3 separate regions of the Homo sapiens genome follow, and regions 2 and 3 are each linked to region 1. A link is an interaction called in ENCODE POLR2A ChIA-PET data of the cell type or tissue named here. Cell type or tissue: GM12878. All regions are shown on one strand. Links, peaks and the distances in the headings refer to the core of each region. The heading gives the core; the rest is flanking DNA.

The links. ChIA-PET counts read pairs that join two places held together with the same protein. Peaks named below come from ENCODE experiments on the same cell type or tissue, not always from the same donor. Only the 100,000 strongest peaks of a DNase experiment are listed, where the experiment ranks them.
Region 2: POLR2A ChIA-PET joins it to region 1 with 6 read pairs; 1 of 35 experiments calls an interaction of 5 or more read pairs at or near these places.
Region 3: POLR2A ChIA-PET joins it to region 1 with 5 read pairs; 14 of 35 experiments call an interaction of 5 or more read pairs at or near these places.

Annotation. Positions count from the first base shown.
Region 1 is chr5:134,216,679-134,223,392 of GRCh38, reverse strand. The region is part of intron 1 of PPP2CA (protein phosphatase 2 catalytic subunit alpha); the gene reads left to right. Among named protein-coding and RNA genes, the nearest start is that of MIR3661, 5.7 kb to the left of the region's middle. RefSeq lists enhancers at 3,831-3,890, 3,941-4,000. In GM12878, for the core only: no CTCF peak of the experiment used is centred there; a DNase peak (open chromatin) is centred at 3,822; H3K4me3 peaks cover 2,493 bases; H3K27ac peaks cover 1,515 bases.
Region 2 is chr5:133,238,824-133,245,537 of GRCh38, reverse strand. The region is part of intron 7 of FSTL4 (follistatin like 4); the gene reads left to right. Among named protein-coding and RNA genes, the nearest start is that of FSTL4-AS1, 14 kb to the left of the region's middle. RefSeq lists enhancers at 1-49, 1,210-1,731, 4,453-4,953, 4,744-5,023, 4,954-5,454. In GM12878, for the core only: a CTCF peak has its summit at 966; DNase peaks (open chromatin) are centred at 1,087, 3,040 and 4,847; H3K27ac peaks cover 2,373 bases.
Region 3 is chr5:134,145,167-134,151,880 of GRCh38, reverse strand. TCF7 (transcription factor 7) reads right to left here. Exons shown (of 10, transcript NM_003202.5): 10 at 3,671-5,657. The coding sequence ends at 5,578. SKP1 (S-phase kinase associated protein 1) reads left to right here. Exons shown (of 6, transcript NM_170679.3): 6 at 1-2,946. Among named protein-coding and RNA genes, the nearest start is that of SKP1, 28 kb to the left of the region's middle. RefSeq lists enhancers at 5,906-5,955, 6,066-6,145. In GM12878, for the core only: no CTCF peak of the experiment used is centred there; no DNase peak of the experiment used is centred there.

The sequences.
Region 1 (6,714 bases), core at 752-5,751:
ACAGTTTTTTGGGTATGTAGAATCCATGAACTGATGTTTTTTGTACAAGTCTTTCTAGTAAAACAAAAGCTGTCTTTCACTGTTAATATTTGTGTGCCAATGGCATCTCTGGGTGAAAGCTACATATGTGCTTTTTGGTGTGATTGCCTTCTAAAGAGTAATTTTGAAAATTTGAGGGCTAATTTTTTTCATTAGTGTATAATAATAGTATTTTTTGAGAAAAAAGATACTTGTTAATAGTTGATAATTTCTTCAATCATAAGAAGGAATGATAATGTAAAAGCCTTCCTTCTACCCACCTAAATGCCTGATTTGAAGGGGAAATATTTAAATAGTAAAAATAGATGTATACCATAAGAGGTCATTGTTACTAAAAAATCCTGAGGCCATTATTTTGTTAACCCATCAACAATTAACAGTGTTACATGTTCAGAACTGAGAGAATCTAAGTATGCATTTATAAAAGACAAGAGTGAACATGGTTTTTATGTTACTGACTAGCTAAAAAGAATTTTAAGATGTGATTAAGACTTATACAAAAGCCAAGGTTGTTAGTGTATAGTATACTTTGTCATCTTGAGAATCATAATTTGTTGATAGTTTAATAATTTGGTGTGCAGCTTTGCCTCAGGCTCAGTTCTATAATCAGCATTACATCAGTATAACTGGCCGGGTATGTTTCAATCTACAGATTGAAAGGAGTAAATAGTATCAACTTGCTTTTGCATTGACTACAGTAAACAATCTTTTATTATGTGACTTCAGCTTTGTTTTAGCTTGGGTATGATTTCTTGGCTTTGTGCTTACCAAACATGTGGAGAACGTTGTTTGATAGCCAGATTTTTTTTTTTCAAAGAAGTTCTTTACCTAGGTATGCTGTTTTCCATTGCTTTGCAAGCACTATAAATAAAGTGCAGTCATTAGTCATTAAAATGTTAGTTTTAACATTTGTTACGTGAGTATGGAAAAAACAAACTGCTTCCTTCTAATTAGATGAGCTGAAAAATATTTGACCAAGATGACATTCTTATATGAATTGGGTAATATGTTGCTGTGAGTATGTGTGTACGTTTCATTTTAAAGGGTGTTTGGCTCATTTCTCTAGAAGTGATTTGAATATTGAGGACAAGCAGGTGGGGGAAGCATGTTACAGAACATTATTTTTATCATACTTTTATAAGATATTGTTCTCAGTTACAGATGCAACTCAAAGACTCAGAAAGGTAAAGTGACTTGACTAAAGGGGCTAAAAGTGAGATTGCCAAGGCTTGTGGATTCTAAGCCTAATGTTCTGGTATTGCTTCACAGATCCCCTTCTGTTTTCAGAGGTAGTGTTAGTAGTGAAAGATGTAGGTAAATTGGGGCCAAGCTAAATTGGGAAGTCAACACTTTCATAAAATAAAACTTTTTTTTTTTTTTTTTTTTGAGATAAGGTCTTACTCTTTTGCCCAGTCTGGAGTGCAGTGGCGCAATCTCGGCTCACTGCAACCTCCACCTCCCAGGTTCAAGCAGTTCTCCTGCATCAGTCTCCCTAGTAGCTGGGATTACAGGTACCCACCACCATGCCCAGCTGTTTTGTATTTTTAGTAGAGATGGGATTTCACCATGTTGGCCAGGCTAGTCTCGAACTCCTGACCTTCAGTGATCCACCCACCTCAGCCTCCCAAAGTGCTGGGATTACAGGCTTGAGCCAGCGCGCCTGGCCAAGACATTATTTTTATTTTCATTGCTTGAAAGCTTCCTATTCATGTTACATACTGTTGTTCCTCTTTGTCTTGGAAAGAGTAATTATTATTCAGTTTTGGATGTAGCTGACAACATTTGCCCCTCAAATGAGATTGGTGAGATGAAAACCCTAGATAATTTCCCTTGTATTCTTAGTATAAATCATGATCCAGAGACTGAGCTCTAAAGTATTCTAATAAAGTATAACTGACTTTTTATATTGTTTATTGCAACTTATAAAATGCCTCTTTTCAGCAGGGCAAGGTGGCTCACACGCCTGTAATCCTAGCACTTTGGAAGGCCACGGCAGGCGGATCACGAGGTCAGGAGACCAAGACCAATCCTGGCTAACACGGTGAAGCCCCGTCTCTACTTAAAAATACAAAAAATTAGCCGGGCGTGGTGGCACACACCTGTAGTCTCAGCTACTGGGGAGGCTGAGACAGGAGAATTGCTTGAACCTGGGAGGCGGAGGTTGCAGTGAACCAAGATTGTGCCACTGCACTCCAGCCTGGGCGACAGAGGGAGACCCCATTCCCCCCGGCCCCAAAAAAGCCTCTTTTCATCCTCTTGGCTTCCACAGTCAAATGTCATGCATGTGTGTATTTGTTTCATGGTCTCCTAGGCAGGAAGCTGTAATGCAGTTAGTTTGGAGTTGACTTCATGAGGAAACAGAAAAGGTGAACATTCCCACTATTCAGAAACACAGGTTCCCCAACCCTCCCTACGTTCTCCACTGGGACCAGAATTGTATGTTTTCAGAAAATTGGCTGTAAGGCTAAGTTGAAGCTCATGTACTGTAGAAAGAATGAAGGACCCTTCAGGAGTATGTGGGATAACATTTGTATTACCAGTCTGGTGTGGCCCTGTTTTATGGCAGCAAATATGTTCCCTATCTCATGGTAAGTCAGGTTTGTCAGAGTTACCTGTGAGATAGCCTTTGCTTAGTTTGGAAGGGGTAAGTTAGGAAAACTAAGAGACTGGGTTTGGTGGGGTCTTTTATCAGGGTACTGAGGAGAGAGGCAAAGCTATATGTAACAGGGAGACACTATTTATTCTTTCTGCTTTGACCCATTTCTCTTACTTCATTATCATCCTTGCCTGAGAAAGCTGTCAACCTCCACTCATACACAGGCAGATCTGAATTGGATGAGAACCATGAAGGAGGAAGATTTTTGTTTTTGTGGGCTTTTTTTTTTTTTTTTTTTTTTGAGATAGAGTCTCACAGTCGCCCAGGCTGGAGTGCAGTGGTGTGATCTCGGCTCACTGCACCCTCTGCCTCCCAAGTTCAAGCAGTTCTCCTGCCTCAGCCTCCCAAATAGTTGGGATTATAGGTGTGTGCCACCACACCCAGCTAATTTTTGTATTTTTAGTAGAGACAGGGTTTCACCATGTTGGCCAGGCTGGTCTTGAACTCCTTACGTCAAGTGATCCACCCATCTCAGCCTCCCAAAGTGCTAGGATTACAGGCATGAGCCACTGGCACCAGACCTGTTTTTGTTTTAAATAGATTTTCTTTTGGCTTCTGGGGCAGAAGTGGTAGACCAGGCTGAAGAAGGGAGAGGTGTCTATTGTCAGTAAATGGCTGAGAGGTGGGGTTTGAAAGAATGGTAAAGAACAACCTGAGATTAACTGCTTTTTTTTTTTTTTTTTTTTTGATACGGAGCCTCGCTCTGTTGCCCAGGCCAGAGTACAGTTGCATGATCTCGGCTCACTGCAACCTTTGTCTCCCACGTTCAAGTGTTTCTCCTGCCTCAGCCTCCTGAGTAGCTGGGATTACAGGCATGTGCCACCATGCCTAGCTAATTTTTTTATTTTTAGTAGAGACAGGGTTTCATCATGTTGGCCAGGCTGGTCTTGAACTGCTGACCTCAAGTGATCCGCCCGCCTCAGCCTCCCAAAGTGCTGGGATTACAGGTGTGAGCCACTGTGCCCAGCTAACTGCTTAACTTCTTCACATTGCAGTATTATTGCCTGTTTATTGGTCTGTTGTGGATTGTGGTTTAGAATGGATGAACAAGGCAGTGACACAGATGCGTGTATATCTGAATCTGGGTATTTTTTAAACTAAATGTGACCAGTTGGCCAGTCCCTCTTGCACCCTGTGTTGCCACTTCTGCCTTAGTTTAGTCATTTAGTTGCTACTACAGATGGGGATTTTTACCCTGCTGGTGTTGAGGCTGGAAGGTTGCAAACCTTTGTCCTAGATGGGGACGAGGAGTAGAATGGGAGACAAGCAGTAGCATGTGTTTACCTGGCCAAAGGCCTGCAAAATGTAGTTCACAGAGGTTATGGAGTGTCATTGATGCTATCGTGTGACAGTGTACATTTGATTTTGGAACCAGTATTTAATAAACCTTCATTGTATGCATTATTGTCACTATTGAGCTTTGTCTAAAAAGCACTACCTTATTCTCGTGTATAAGGATTTCTTAGTTTGGTTTTGCTCTAATTAATAGCACAGTTTTGGATTAGTCAGGAGATTGACTTTATAGTTAATTCTAGATAGGGAATGTTTTAGAATGCTTGTGCCGGTGGTGATCAAGTAACTTATTTTTCTGCCACTAATCTGTAAATGAGCAATAATGCCCACTATCTATTTCTTTTGGCTGGCTTTACTTAATAAAATAGGCTTAAGACATGCTTTAGGATGGGGTAGAATTCTAGTAATGGAATCAACCTTAAAGACCATCTAGGCTGGCGGGGCACAGTGGCTCACGCCTGGAATCCCAGCACTTTGGGAGGCTGAGGTGGGTGGATCACGAGGTCAGGAGATGGAGCCCATCCTGGCTAGCACGGTGAAACCCCGTCTCTACTAAAAATACAAAAAATTTAGCCAGGCATGGTGGTGGGCGCCTGTAGTCCCAGCTGCTCGGGAGGCTGAGGCAGGAGAATTGCTTGAACCCAGCAGGCAGAGGTTGCAGTGAGCCGAGATCGTGCCCCTGCACTCCAGCCTAAGCGACAGCAAGACTCCATCTTAAAAGAAAAAAAAAAAAAAGAAAGAAACAACCATCTAGACTAATTCATCTTACACAGATGAGGGAGGAAACTGAGACCCAGAGTGGTTGAATCTTGTTCATGATGTATTATTGTGACAATTTTTTAATAAGTAGATATATAGCAGCATTTCTCAGTTGTGTAGTAGATTAAAACTTCTTTTTCTATGCAGGAATGATTGGGAGTGTTTAATTCATTCACATATGTAGGTTAGTTGGTAAAGGTTGAGTTTAGTCTATTGTGCATATGAGACATAGGGCTTTAAGGATCTTTCCTTTTGGTCAGAGGCAAAGGTGATATTGCAGAAACAGATGGGAAAACTCACAAATTTTATATTTTCTTTTATTACACTTTTAGAATTATCCCTCATTCCCAACATTTTTCTTTTATTTAGGTCCTAAGCCTTAGAGCCAAACAGAAAATACTAGTTACTAGAATATTACCTGGAGGGTTAAACTTTTAAAATATAACCATACTGATTTTAATCAAAGAAGATTGAAATGTTTCGTGAAATATTAGTGGTATCTGTTCAGTGTAGTTAATGAAAGACAAGTAGTCATGCACCACATAATGACATTTTGGTCAGTGGTGGACTGCATGTGATGGTGGTCTTATGAAATTATAATGGAGCTGAAAAATTCCTATCACCTGGTGACCTTGTAATGTCATAGTGTAACACTTTATATTGTTTATGTTTAGTTATACAAATACTTAACATTATGTTAACAGTTGCCTACAGCATTCAGTACAGTAAATGCTGTACAAGTTTGTAGCCTAGGAGCAATAGGCTATCCAATAGCTTAGGTTTGTAGTAGTCTATACTATCTAGATTTGTGTAAGACCACTCTGTGATGTTCACACAACAACTAAATAATTTGATGTATCCCTGCGATTAAGCAACACATGATTAGTATGAAGAATGGTTTGATAGTTGAAGGAAATTAACTCAAAACTCATTTGCTTCCAGGGCTAGTAATATGTTCTACATCATGTATCACCCCACGCCTCAAACTCTAGCCCTGTACACTAACTTATCACAAACCTTGGATTTTTTTGCACAATTATCAAAATGACATATCAAACCAACCGTACATCTTGACATAAAAACAGTATGAGACAAAATGAAATTCTCTTGGGATATTGAAAAAATTTTTTTTGCCTGTGAATTTAGTAATTTTACTTATTAAGAATTTTCAAATGATTTCAGTTCTTAAACTGAAAAATAAAATTCAAAAATTAATTGCATTTTTTCCAGTGTTTCTTCTATGTCTTTATATTGGTAGAACTGTCCAACTATATGGTAAGGATGTGAAATGTTAAATTTACTTGAACTAGAGTTACAATGAACATTAGAATTAATAATCAGACTTCTTTTTTTTTTCTTTTTTTGAGAAGGGAGTTTCGCTCTTGTTGCCCAGGCTGGAGTGCAGTGGCACGGTCTTGGCTCACCGCCACCTCCACCTTCCAGATTCAAGCAATTCTCCTGCCCCAGCCTCCCGGGTAGCTGGGATTACAGGCATGCGCCACCACACCCAGCTAATTTTTGTATTATTAGAGATGAGGTTTCTCTGTGTTGGTCAGGCTGGTCCTCAAACTCCCGATCTCAGGTGATCTGCCTGCCTTGGCCTCCCAAAGTGCTGGGATTACAGGCGTGAGCCACTTCGCCCGGCCAATAATCAGACTTTTAGTAGTAAAATTACTTTCAAAAATGGAGATTCCTTTGTCAAATAGTACTATTATTAGTACTAAGATTGTAAAGAGGTTATTTGTGTCTGATTTTGAGTTTGATGCTACAGAGAAGACAGGTTAGGCCTGCATTGACGTTTTTCATCAAGGGCAGAATTGATGATACAGAAACTTGATTTCTGTCTAGGCATGGTGGCTCATACCTACAATCCTGGTGCTTTGGGAGGCGGAGGCTGGAAGCTCACTCGAGACTAGGAGTTTGAGACCAGCTTGGGCAATGTAGTGAGACCACCGTTTCTACAAAAC
Region 2 (6,714 bases), core at 733-5,732, 980 kb after region 1:
AGACAGGAATAAGCGAGTGAGAAAGAAGTGTATAGGGACAGACTGGGGCTAGAACATAAAGGTCCTTGAATATTAACATTAAGAGTCTTAGCAATTGCCCTGTGGGCAGTGGGGAAGCGCAGATGTTTGATGGGGGAGTGACAGGGTCAGATGTGTGTGCTGCAAGAGTCTGGAGCGCCTTTTCCAGCCTAAGATTAAACATGCATCCAAGAGGGAGTTCACATAACAGAGGGTCCAGAAGTGAGGGGAGCCTTGTTGATGTTTTCTGAGTCTTCCTCCTCTCTAACTTCCCCAATGGCACATCTGGAGTGCAGCAGTGCCCCAGGGTCTCCCTGGCTTCCACCCAAGGCTCCCCTGATGGGGCAGTGGTTCAGTTCATGATGTCTTCACTTTGCCTTTTTTTTTTTTTTTTTTTTAGGCAGTAGGGTCTCTCTCTGTCACCCAGACTGGAGCACAGTGGCATGATCTTGGCTCACTGCAGCCTCGACCTCCAGAGCTCAAGCGATCCTCCCATCACAGCCTCCAGAGTAGCTGGGACCACAGGCATGCACCACCATGCCTGGCTAATTTTTTTATTTTTTTGTAGAGAGGGGTGTTGCTATGTTGCCCAGGCTGGCCTCAAACTCCTGAGCTCAAGTGATCCTCCTGCCTCGACCTCCCAAAGTGCTGGGACTACAGGTGTGAGCCACCGTACCTGGCCTTTGCCTTCTTAAGGTTGTCAGGAAGTTCAGCCTGGGCCTGGACCTGGTATGTCTCCTAAGGACACCTGAGCCACTGCCTTGCAGGAGGCTTTAGCCTTACCCAGCCCAGCTTGTAAGAGGGAAAACAAATCCACCACTGAGCAGAGGCTAGAATTATGGACGAATGGTGTAAGGCCCCCAAAGACAGGTGCACCCCAGCAGATCAGCAGCCCAGGGCACATGCTGCAGCCCCTCCTGGCAGTGGGTCTCTGGATTATGACGCCGCCTTCTGTTTGTTTGATGAGAAATCAGTAGTGTCTGCTCACGTTCATGTTCCCCAGAGCTAACAAAGTGCAGCCTGTAATTTGTTTACTTCCTGGCTGACTGTGGGTTTCGTTACTGAAGCAGCTGTGTGTCTGGATGTGCTTCTGACCTGGCCCTGTGTCCCCACTCACCTCAGTCCTTGAGGAGGCACAGCCCACTGCCCCCACCTCAGAAGCTAAGCAGAGGCGTGGCCACCAGCAGCACCCTGTGCTCGGCATGACCTGGGCCTGGGCCAGGCGGCCCCCAGGAGTGTGCCTGTGCTTGTGTCTGGTAGAAGGGGAGACTTTGCCCCCAGCCCCTGCTGTGGGGCCCCCACAAGGGGCCATTCCCTGGTGAGATTCCCCTGTAGCCCCTGTCTCCTGGGGACTCAGGTCCAGGCTTTGGGGGCTGGGGTGAGACCCATCTCAGAAGCAGATCCACACATTCCCTCCCTACTCTGGCCCCCATTCTAGGTATTGGGGTTGGGAAGGATGGGGTGCTGCCTCACTTTCTGCAGAAACAGAACATGCAAACCCATTCTGGGCCTCAGCCCTCTGCTTCTCTGACCACCCAGCCTGCACAGCGGCCACTCGGAGGGTGAAGTGACTGTCCCCAAACCTAGTCGGCACATCCTGCCTCAACAATGTCACCCACCCTTCATCTCATAACTGTCTTCCTCACTGTCCTTTATGATCCTGAGGGCCAGGAGACAGGAACGGGCAGAAACAGGGACAGGGCATCTCAAAAGTCACAGGTAATGGCTGTTGGGTTGAACCATCACAAGTGTTGTTGCCAGTGTTGTTACCATTCATACACGGTGCAGGCTCCGTGCCGGTTGTGAGGTCATAAGCATCAGCTCATCCCATACCCCTGCCCCATGAGGCACGTGGGGTTAACTCATTCAGATGAGTGGAGAACTTGCCCATGGGCCTACAGCCACCTACATGCCCTGGCCCAGAGCTCTCTGGGTTTCTTGCTTGTGGGACATAATATCTAGCCCCCAGCAATTCCAAATCTTTGCTGTGGGGCTGTCTGTAGTTCCCAGGCCCCAGTGGAATGTATCAAATTGGATATGGGTCCCTGTGTGTGGAGCTCCTATTCTTACTGGCTGCTGGCCTCTGGCCCCAGCAAGGAAGGAAGCAACATGCTCTGAGACCAGCACGTGGAATTGTTTAGCCAGGATATTCTCAGGGAGAGAAAACATTTTTCTATTGTATTCTTTTTTAAAAAAACAGAAAAAACAAAAAGGCCTACAACAAACTCAGTATATTTCAAATGACTTGAAAGAGCCACTCTTTTTTGTTTTGGGTTTTTTTTTCACTGAATCTCGCTATTTGGGGCTTTCTAATGTCGGCAGGCAGAGTACGGTGATAAAAGCAAAAAACAAAACCCATTAGAAGAAAGTATTTGTGGCAGTGTTTGAAGGATGTGTTAAAATGTTCACTTTTCTCCCCATACCTAAATGGTATAAAACCAGGAACAAATAATTCTAATGAAGCGTATGCTCTCAGCTAGCTCTTCTTTGGAAGGGAGTTATTAAAAAGACCAAAAGAAAATGATTTAGGAGCTCATGACTCATTTAATTTTTATTGTCTTTATATGAACCAGTCATGAATTCATTGTAAAAAGATGAGAGGCGTTTGATTAGCATGGAGAGCTGTTTGCACCACGATAGACAGTGGTTGTAGGCTCTGCATTAAAATAATCTCATTAAATGCTTGGGTACATTTTGTTTTAAAATCTTAGAAAACACTACATTTGAAGCACTTAAAGGCTTTGGCCAATTCTCTGTAGCTTGTGTCAAAAACATCTGAACATCCAGTTCTTTAGAGTTTTGAATGTGCTCAAACCATTGGGAGTAGTGTCCAGAGATCTCCAAGATATGGGGGCCGGGGCCTATGGTACTCCAGCCTGTGGAACCTGTGGGGTGACTCTGCCCTGCCAAGTGTCTCCTCTGGCCTTTGCTTTCTCAGTGCCTCTTTCGAGGTCCTCTTTCCCCTCTTAGGGGAAAGCCTTAGGGGAAGCCCTGGCCTCAGGGCTTGACTTGTACTCAGTGACCACTTCCGGCCCCATCTCCAAGGTACAGGGTCCCACAGGAAGGTTCTGATTCAGCTTCTATACCCTGATTGCAGAACCCAGGAACTCCCCACAGAGTCTCTTCCTCCCTGAGCCTCACTGCCTCCCTACAGAGGCCCAGTCAATGAAGGAGGCCGATTGGTGCCTCTCTTGGCCACTACAGATTGGAGCCTACCCCTCCAAGGCACTCTCTGCACTAAGCAAGGACAAGGGAGTCACCAGGAGGTCCTGCAGCCCATGAGCCATGCCCAAGCACTGCTCTTCCTGGACTCCCCCTCCCCAGCCCCATGCAGCTGTTTCAGGTTTTGTCTACAGCAAACAAGACTGCAGTAAACATCCTTATACCCACCTCTTTGCACATGTGTGTAAGTTGACGTGTAAGATAAGTTCTCGGAAGTGATGCATTTTCAGTTTTGATGGGTTTTGCCAAATCTCTCTCCAAAATGGCTGCACCAGTCTACGCCCTCTCCAACAATGTGTAAGAGTTTTGAACACAGTGTCAGGAGGAAATTCCTAACTGAAAGTCGTCTTGGTCCCTGAAATGAGCCATAGAAGGAAATTTATTTAAATCCTCTCTGGAGTGTCTCAACGACAGGAATCAGCTGTCATGGCTGTGAGTGTGGTCCAAGTTAGAGTCAGGAGCTGAAACCCTTGGTAAGGCCTTCTCAGCCTGGGGATTCAGGATCCAAGGATCCCCAGGAAGAGGGTTGCAGGTTTCCCAAAGGAAAGCAGCAGGTGTGAGGTGGTCTGGAACTTCAGATGACTGCTACAGTGCAGTCTAGAACCTGAGTCCCTTCCCGCCCCAGCTGGGGATGCCAAGCTAATTAGCCAAGGAGCCAAAGCCCCATTCAAGGGCTCAGGCCTGCACCTCACCAGAGGGCCCCATTAGCTGCCACCCCTACTACATAACACTCTGGAGTCCTGGCATGTCAAGAGGTATTTGCCTGCTGGCCTCTAAGGGTGGACAAGTGGAGGGCTCAGAGCAATGTCTCTGGCATGAGCCTTCTGTTGCAGGTGCCTGGGCCTCTGTGTATACCCAGATAATCAGGTTTGTCCCTATACGCAATTTCAACACGCATACCACTAGGTCAGAACTTCCCTATTTGAGTTTTTGAGCCAACTGAAGTTGGCTCTTCGACAGAAGACACCCTCACTTCTGACATAAACTGGAAGTCAGGTGGTTCCCAAAACCACCCTCAGGTTCAACAATTTGCTGGAAAAACAGAACTCATTGTAAGTGTTATACTCACAGTTAAAGTTTAATACAGCAAAAAGAGTACAGATTAAAGTCAGCCAAGTGATGAAGCCCAAAGGGCAGAGCCCAGGAGGGCTCTAAACGTGGAATCTCTGTTCTCCTCTCCCAGTGGAGTCACAGACATGTCACTGTCACAGTGTCAATTTCCCAGAGAAGCTCACCCAGGCCTCGGTGTCCAAAGCTTTTGCTGGAGCTCATTCAAATACTGCCCACATGGCTGCCCTCTCGTCCCCAGCCCCTCTAGAGACAGAACTGGTACCACCTGGCCCAAAGACCCCAGGCAAATAAAGAGACCCCTATGAGGCATGACATTCCAGAGCCTAGAGATTGCCTCCCTGTAGCCAAAGAGGGCAAGGCCAGACCTCCCTGGGTAATATGAATTCTTAACTATCCTTCCTCTCAGGGCTTCCCAGGAGGTAGCATCCTAGGCTAACACACTCCCTGAAATCAGCAAATATTCATTGAGCTCAGTTATGCACAGGAACCACATGACACGCTGAGAATAATACAGTCATGCACAAAGAGATGAGTCATGCGCGAAGAGATGAGTCATGCGCTAAGAGATAAGGGCCTCCCCTTTGGCATCCACAGTCAGAAGAAGACTGACCGCACACACCAGAGGACACCCAAGTCAGCCAGGGACCACACATGCCCCGAGCCTTGGAAGAACCAGGTGCTCTCCCCACAGTGGCTTCTCTCATGCCTCCAACTCCCTCTTCCAGGCCTGAACCTGGGAACGAGCAGGAGGACAGGCCCACTCCAGGTTGCTCACACTGAATGCAGCTGCCCACAACAGCCCTCTTCCAGGGGGCTCAGACAGCTACTTAGAGATTGCTCCAAGTTGCAGAGACTTCTTTTTCTTGAGAGGACTCTGAGAAAAAGGATGGTTCCTCAGGTCTTTGCAGGATGGCAAGTCCGTCTATTATGTCCGGAATTGGTGGGTTCTTGGTCTCACTGACTTCAAGAATGAAGCCGCGGACCCTCGCAGTGAGTGTCACAGTTCTTAAAGGCAGCGTGTCCAGAGTTTGTTCCTTCTGATGCTCGGATGCGTTTGGAGTTTCTTCCTTCTGGTGGGTTCGTGGTCTCGCTGGCTTCAGAAGTGCAGCTGCAGACCTTCAGGGTGAGTGTTGCAGCTGATAAAGTCAGTGTAAACCTAAAGAGTGAGCAGCAGCATTTATTGCAAAGAGCAAAAGAACAAAGCTTCCACTGCGTGGAAAGGAATCCCAGCGTGTTGCCACTTCTGACTCCGGAGGTCTGCTTTTATTCTCTTATCTGGCCCCACCCACATCCTGCTGATTGGTCCATTTTACAGAGAGCCGATTGGTCTGTTTTACAGAGAGCTGATTGGTCCGTTTTGACAGGGTGCTGATTGGTGCGTTTATAATCCCTGAGCTAGACACAAAAGTTCTCCACGGTCCCCACTAGATTAGCTAGATACAGAGTGTCCACACAAAGTTTCTCCAAGTCCCCACCAGAGTATCTAGATACAGAGTGCCGATTGGTGCATTCACAAACCCTGAGCTAGACACAGGGTGCTGATTGGTGGGTTTACAAACCTTGAGCTAGATACAGAGTGCTGATTGGTGTATTTACAATCCCTTAGCTAGACATAAAGGTTCTCCAAGTCCCCACCAGAATAACTAGATACAGAGTGCCGAATGGTGCATTCACAAACCATGAGCTAGACACAGGGTGCTGATTCGTGTGTTGACAAACCTTGAGCTAGAGACAGAGTGCTGATTGGTGTATTTACAATCCCTTAGCTAGACATAAAGGTTCTCCAAGTCCCCACCAGACTCAGGAGCCCAGCTGGCTTCACCCAGTGGATCCTGCACCAGGTCTGCAGGTGGAGCTGCCTGCCAGTCCCGTGCCGTGCGCCCGCACTCCTCAGCCCTTGGGTGGTTGATGGGACTGGGCGCCCTGGAGCAGGGAGCAGTGCTCTTCTGGGAGGCTCAGGCTGCGCAGGAGCCCACGTTGGCAGGGAGGGGGGTGGGGGTGGGGGAGGCTCAGGCATGGCGGGCTGCAGATCCTGAGCCTTGCCCCGCAGGGAGGCAGCTAAGGCCCGGCAAGAAATCCAGCGCAGCAGCTGCTGGCCCAGGTGCTAAGCCCCTCACTGCCCGGGGCTTGCCGGCTGGCAGCCACTCCGAGTGCGGGGCCCGCCGAGCCCATGCCCACCCGAAACTCACGCTGGCCCACAAGCCCCTCGCACAGCCCCGGTTCCCGCCCGCGCCTCTCCACACCTCCCGGCAAGCTGAGGGAGCCAGTTCCCGCCTTGGCCAGCCCAGAAAGGGGCTCCCACAGTGCAGCGGCAGGCTGAAGGGCTCCTCAAGCATGGCCAGAGTGGGAACCAAGGCCGAGGAGGCTCCGAGAGCGAGCAAGGGCTGCGAGGGCTGCCAGCAT
Region 3 (6,714 bases), core at 676-5,675, 71 kb after region 1:
CTCTTGCTTGACACACTTCCAATGCGGGACATAGTTTGAGTGATAGATGGCTAATTCATTGATAATGTACTTGTTGCCTTGCAGTCTTGTGTACTGCTGGCTACCTCTGGTCTGTGTGCCAGTATTGAGCAGCATTCTATGGGAGGAATGTAGTTGCTCATAACAGTGTCTGCTTCCACATCTGTAGTTCTTGCGACCTTCTGATATCTGTCAACTTTAAATTTTCTGGAAGTATTTAAGTATATTCAGACCTTCTGATATCTCTTAACTTCAAATTTTCAACCTGCTATATAGCAGCCTCTTATTGCACACTGAGGATCAGCTTATTTCCTTAAAGTGCTCTCACTTTGAATACCTCCCACCTATCTGGTGAAAATTCTTATTTGTCCTTTCTTTCCTGAATGTACCATTTCACAACCTCTAACTGCCTTCTTCAGTTGCTTTGCAGATTTTTCTGTTCCAGGAAGCTTACGGAAAGGGGTGGGAAAATAGAGAAGCTGTACTCTATCCTCAAGTACTCAAGCAGGGTTTCCAGAGTGGCTTTGTAAAAATTTTTATTTATTTATTTATTTATTTTTGGTGAGTGGAACCTGGCTTTTCCTCTTCCCTCCCCAAGCCCCACCCCGCTTCCTGACATTGCACATGCCTGAAAGAACTAGGCTTCAGATAAAAGAATGAGAACACTTGAATGAAAAAGGAAGACTTGGTCCAGAGCCCCTGGTGAATATGAAAGAAGTATTGGCCTGGACTATCTCCCGCATAATTCACAGCTGCTATCTTGTCTTCAGAAGTGAAACATCCCTTACCAATAGTGACCTAACTTGTGAGGACTGCTTGTGATAGTATAGTTCCCACCCCCAGGACATAAGTTTTCCCTTTCCAGTTAACATGCCTAATCCCATGCTATCTTTAAGAGCTTGAAAATCCTTCCTGACCTGAGCTAGGCTTTTATTCTAAGGGACTGTGTATGTGAACATCCCCACCATCTATGTTTCCTGTTTTCAAACTCGGTGCCGTTTTGAGTATTTTCAGATGCTCACTGCCAGTAATGGTTTGTTAGTAGCTCCAAACTATTAGAGAAGAGCTCAGGAGTCAGAATTTGAAAGATGCCCATAGGGTGATTTGAGATTTGGAACAAGGTTATCACAATAAGTTGGGATTGGGGGAGTTGACACAACCAGGGTCTGCTTGGGTGGGCAGCTGTTTCAGAAACCCTTGGTGAACTCTTAAAGCCCTGAAGAGCTTAAAAAATGCTCTGAAGAGATCTGAGAGTCGCAGTTAAGGACTCTCAAAGAACCTCAAAGAAAAGCCAACTTAGCCTTTTTATACAATTAACTAGATTTGGGTCTTAAATTCTACTTTGACATATAGGCCTAAGAGGTAGTTTAACATGGCCTTGTTACCCTTACCCCTTCTGTTCTGTGCTGTTTTCTGAGAAACGGATGCAGGAACTGATTCCCTTTCTTCCTCTCTGGAACAGGATATAAAGAACCCTTCCGCTTCCCTTTACTTGTGGCCTTCCTGGCCAGGCTTATGTATACTGAACAAAGCTAGGGTGCAGTGCTTCTGAGCTAGCTGTTAGGGGTCCACAGCCAGAAGGAATGGGAGACCACAGGAGCCATTCAAAAGATAATTACATGTCAGAAGAGAGTCCATCCATGGGGTTCTGTTAAAGTAGACACCTTCACGTTGGGAGACATAGGCTTTGTCTGCTTGCTGGGCTGAACCCTCACCATATCCACAGAGAACAAAATGGGGAGCAGCTGTACCAGGGGAGGGATGAACGTCTTTCACCCAAGTTGCCAGTCTGCTAGTTGTCTGGAAATGTTCAAGGGAGGCTAAGGTATCTTGTCTTATGATGTCTCAGGAAACAGGGTTGGTTCTCAGCTGGCAGTGAAGGGGGACTGGTGTGGTATTAGCAGTTGAACTTGAGGTTGCAATCTCAAGTCACCCTCTGGCCTCGCAGGAATGCACCAGGGTGATTTGGGAGGATCTGAGTTTCCTTTATGAAGTCAGATTAAAAAAAAAAAAAGCTGATCTGATTTAAACAGAGTTGCCAAAGACTTCCCCGCCAATACACAAAGACTGCATTGTTCAGGTACCCTGTGTACTCTAAGTGAGACACCAAATCAGATGCAGCAACCTGGTCTTGCATAAGCCCTGGTTAGAATGTAGGTTTTTTAAACAACTAGGCCAGTAGCCAGAACAGAATTCTTTAAAATGGGACAGATGTCCAGAGAATGGCTAGTGTCCTCTAGCACTCTCTCAGAAGCAAAAGCAAGTCTGGGGTTACAACTTCCAGTGGCCTACTTTAAATAGACGCTGTTCTGGAAAATGACTTTATACTTTAAACACAAAATCCAAAAAATAGAACTCAGTGGAGTGACAATGACAATGCATGATGGTGGCCCAGTGGCTGTCCCATGTGAAATACTTCTTGCCTGACATGTATCATCTACTTGTTGACTGACCTATTGAGGTGCCTTCATGACACCTTTTACATTCATGATAGGTCTCAGGAAGACAGCAGTGTACTTGGTGGAAACTCATGTAAAAAGTGGGTTGTAGGGAGCTAAACAGTGAGTACACATGGTATATGGATACGGAATGGAATAATAGACATTGGAGACTTCAAAAGGTGGGAGATGAAAGGGGGATGAGGTATGAAATCCTACCTGTTGAGTACAATGTACACTACTTACGTGCACAGTACACTGTTTGGGTGAGAGGCACACTAAAAGCCCGGACCTCACCGCTACCCAGTATGTTCATGTAACACAGCTGCACTTGTACCCCCTAAATGTATACAAATAATCTAAAAATAGCCCGGACCTCACCGCTACACAATATATTCATGTAACACAGCTGCATTTGTACCCCCTAAATGTATACAAATAATCTAAAAATAAAGTGGATATGGTGGCTGTCGTGTCCACCAACAGCGTATGTAACTTTTTAAAAAGTGGGTAATAGATTTATCAAACTTGAAGGCTTGTGTGAAAATATGAAAAATACTTTGCGTCTTAACAGATGCAGTCTTTGGGTGCAGCGCACCAGCACGGCACATGTATACATATGTAACTAACCTGCGCATTGTGCACATGTACCCTAAAACGTAAAGTATAATAATAATAATTAAAAAAAAAGATGCAGTCTTTGGGAGGAAGGGGTGCTATTAAAAAATCCTCCTTTAGGATTTTGTGGTGCTAATAGGTTATAAAAGACTCGTTTGCTCTTGTTTTCCTTGAAATAGGATATGCACTTGTGGAATGTTTTCTTTTCTCTCTGCCCTCAGAGGAAAATGGAGCCTAGTGGTCATGTGTACCTATTTCAGGTTGAATTGTCTTGTCAGCCTTTATGGACGGCAGTTGGCAACTCATTTATTCTTATATGAGCACTGGGGAGCAGGCTGGCCTGCATCATTGTGGGGTTAAGAGCAAAGCTTGGAATGGGAGTATAGGCATAGCTCTCAGGTGAGGCAGGCAGGGCCCACACCCCTTTAGGGGAGATGACAAGTGTAATCCCTGGTTTCTACAGGCTGGAGGTTTGGGAACATATGTACCATAGGAAACAAACTCCAAGTTTCCTGACTGTGGAGAAGGAAAGGAAAGAATATCATGCTCTGTTACTGAAACAGCTTATTCCTCAGGGTCAGGCTTTGAAAAACAAACCCAGTAAAAAGTATCTTTATTCTCATGTTTAAAAGTTTTTCTATGATGATGCATTAACAATACAAAAATATTTTGAACACTACAATAATCTTTTTCTCAAGACTTCTTGCAGTGTTACACTAGAATATGTGATCTTTGGATTCTGAGAAACCAGTGGCTAAAGTAGGAACTAAAGGCTTTTTTTGAGGGGTGTGTGAATACATGGACAGCCCTTTTTTTTTTTTTTTTTTTTTTTTGAGATGCAGTCTCCCTGTTACCCAGACTGGAGTGCAATAGCGCCATCTCGGCTCACTGGAACCTCCGCCTCCCGGGTTCAAGTGATTCTTCCGCCTCAGCCTCCCGAGTAGCTGGGATTACATGCGCGCACCACCACGTCCGGCTAATTTTTGTATTTTTAGTAGATACAGGGTTTCACCATGTTGGCCAGGCTGGTCTCAAACTACTGACGTCAGGTGATCCACCTGCCTCGGCCTGCCAAAGTGCTGGGATTACAGGCGTGAGCCACCGCGCCTGGCCCGGCAGCCCTTTTTCTTTGGATTTAGGCAAAAAACAAAAATTAAATTAAAGACTTGTTTTTCAAGGCTGAGGGTTGAAGCTTGGCTCAAAAATGGGTTAACGTAGGCTATGGTGAAAACCTGTTGTCCACTACTGGAGGTTTTCTGGGCTCCTTGATCTAGTTGTAATGGTCCTCTGTCCCGCAGCCCCATGGGGAAACTGGAGCCGGCCAGGCGGACTGAATGCTGAAAGACAGGCTCTGGCTGTCATGAGGTTTTGGGTTTGCCCTCTCAAGCTGCCCAGGAGCTGGCTGGACTGCCATAGATGAACTGGAAATGGAATTGTGAAAAAGGCTCTGTGAATGGGGAGGGGTGCACACTGGATTTGGGCCATGACTTCTTTGAACTGTTGACTGCAGCTGCTAGTGACAAGCCTGGGGCCAGAGCTTCTTAGGCTGGTGGGTTTCTCAGGGAACACTTCCAAATAATTTGAACTAGAGCTAGATACACCCTCCCCTCCCCAATTTGCCTGATAAGGTAGTGTCAGATTATTTCTGTTGCTTAGGTTGATAGGCCTAAACTTAACCTATTCCATTCCCCTTCCTGCTTCTTGCAAGCTCCTGAGATCATAGTAAGGGGCTTCCTCTGGTCCAACTTATGAGTAGCAGCTGGTTTTGTTTTTGTTTTTATAAACAGAGCTTCTCCATTTCCTTAGAAGAGCTGTCATCTTGAGCTTTGTGCTTGTGACCATGCTCACATGTTGTTTGACAAACCAGCTCATTCTTGGTCCATGAAGTGTCTGAATGGGGAGGGTGTGGCAGTGGGGGATGGGGGAGATGGGTAGAGAAGGTAGCTAGGCTCAGTTCAGCCCATCTCTGACCTATAGCAGAAAAGCTAGGGAGGCAGAGGCTTCTGGCTGGCAAGACAGATGGTACAAAGAATAGATGCAGGCAGCCATAGGTACAAGGGATTCCCTTAATTAGATGACACATCAAGACAGATCTGATTCCCACCACTTGGAGCAGTTTGAATCGATGACCCCAGGTTCAGGCAGAAGTCCTGCAGCCTCTGAAATCTTCAGGGTCTGGACCCTGAGATGACGTTAACAGGACCCCTGGCCAGTTTCCATGAGATCTGGGTCTCTGTCACTTTCAGGGGGTAGGCTCCTGGAGGCGGCCAGGTGTCCTGTGCCTGCTAGGCCACCTGTCTCTGAGATTCCTGTTGCTGTACCTGTGTGCTCTGCAGGGTGCTGCGGGGGGCCTGTGGGGGCCCTGGGGTTGGGAGGCTGAGAGCAGTGGAGAGACCTGGGGATGTAGGTGCCGGCTCCGCAGGGCTAGTAAGCAGTTCTGTGGGGAAGCGGGGCAGCAGATGGTATGAGGGTGAGTCCTGGGGAGCTGGGGACCCGGGGCAGCCTAGAGCACTGTCATCGGAAGGAACGGGGCTGGGGCAGCGGCCTTCTCCGGGTAAGTACCGAATGCATTTCTTTTTCCTCCTAGGAATAGTGAAGAGAGTTATCTGTAAACAGAGGGTGAATTCATAGTCATACACCACAACCAAAAAATGCTGCCTTTGCACAGGCCTGGCTGATTCCTTGTCCTCTCTTCCTGGGACTTGGGTGGTAAGTCAGTGTCCTCAGACTGCCATTCTGCTTGGTCTGGCCCAGACCTAGGACAGGTGCAGTTCCCAGAACAGCCACAAGGTGGCAAAGGGGCCTTTTGTCACTAGGCCTATGGGCTGTCATCTGTCTTCCAAGGGAGTCATCTCTCCTGTCTTCCAAGGGAGTCATCTCCCAGTCCCGGCCTTTGAGCTTCTCCAGATGTGTTTGTGGGACTCACATCTGCACCAAGGCAAGGGGCCGCAATGCCTATGGCTTCCTTGCCCAGCCATCCCAGTCCTCAAGCTGGGCTAGAGGAAGAAGACATGGACAGTGACTCTTGTCCATTACCATCCTTGAGTTCTCTGGGCCAGTTTGTCTCTGATGGAATGAATGGAATAGAACTTCCCCTGAAGACAGGGTTGTTTCCCACCGTGCATATGTATGTGGATACACAGACACACCCCAAACTCCTCCTTGCCCTTGGACAGGGAGTGTGGTGGGTACACTGAGAGGCTGGACAAGTGTTCCTTAGAGCCAGTGGCCTTACTGCCTGGAGTACCCTCTATCTTAGCCCTGCCAGGCCTGGCCTGAAACTGACTGAGGAAACTTTAACCACTTGTTGGGTAAACCTTGTCACACCCACAAGTATTTCTCTGTTGTATGGTGAAACACATGAGCCCTTTCCCTCAGACAGCCCAGGGTACCCCCTGGGTCCTCTCCCCCAGCCTCTCCAGCCCTTTGGTATCAGTAGGTACAAGATAGCAAGTCATAAGGCTACCTGGCAACCAGATGGTTCTGTGTTGTTGTCACCTTGCTTTTTCAGATTAAGGGCTCAGGATGGTACAGGCAGGGATCCCATCTTGAAGAGGAAGTGAGGGAGCCCATGGGCCATAATGACTTTGAGGCCTGGTAGAATGGGCTCCAGGCCCCCTTAGTGGTGGCTGAGCTGTCT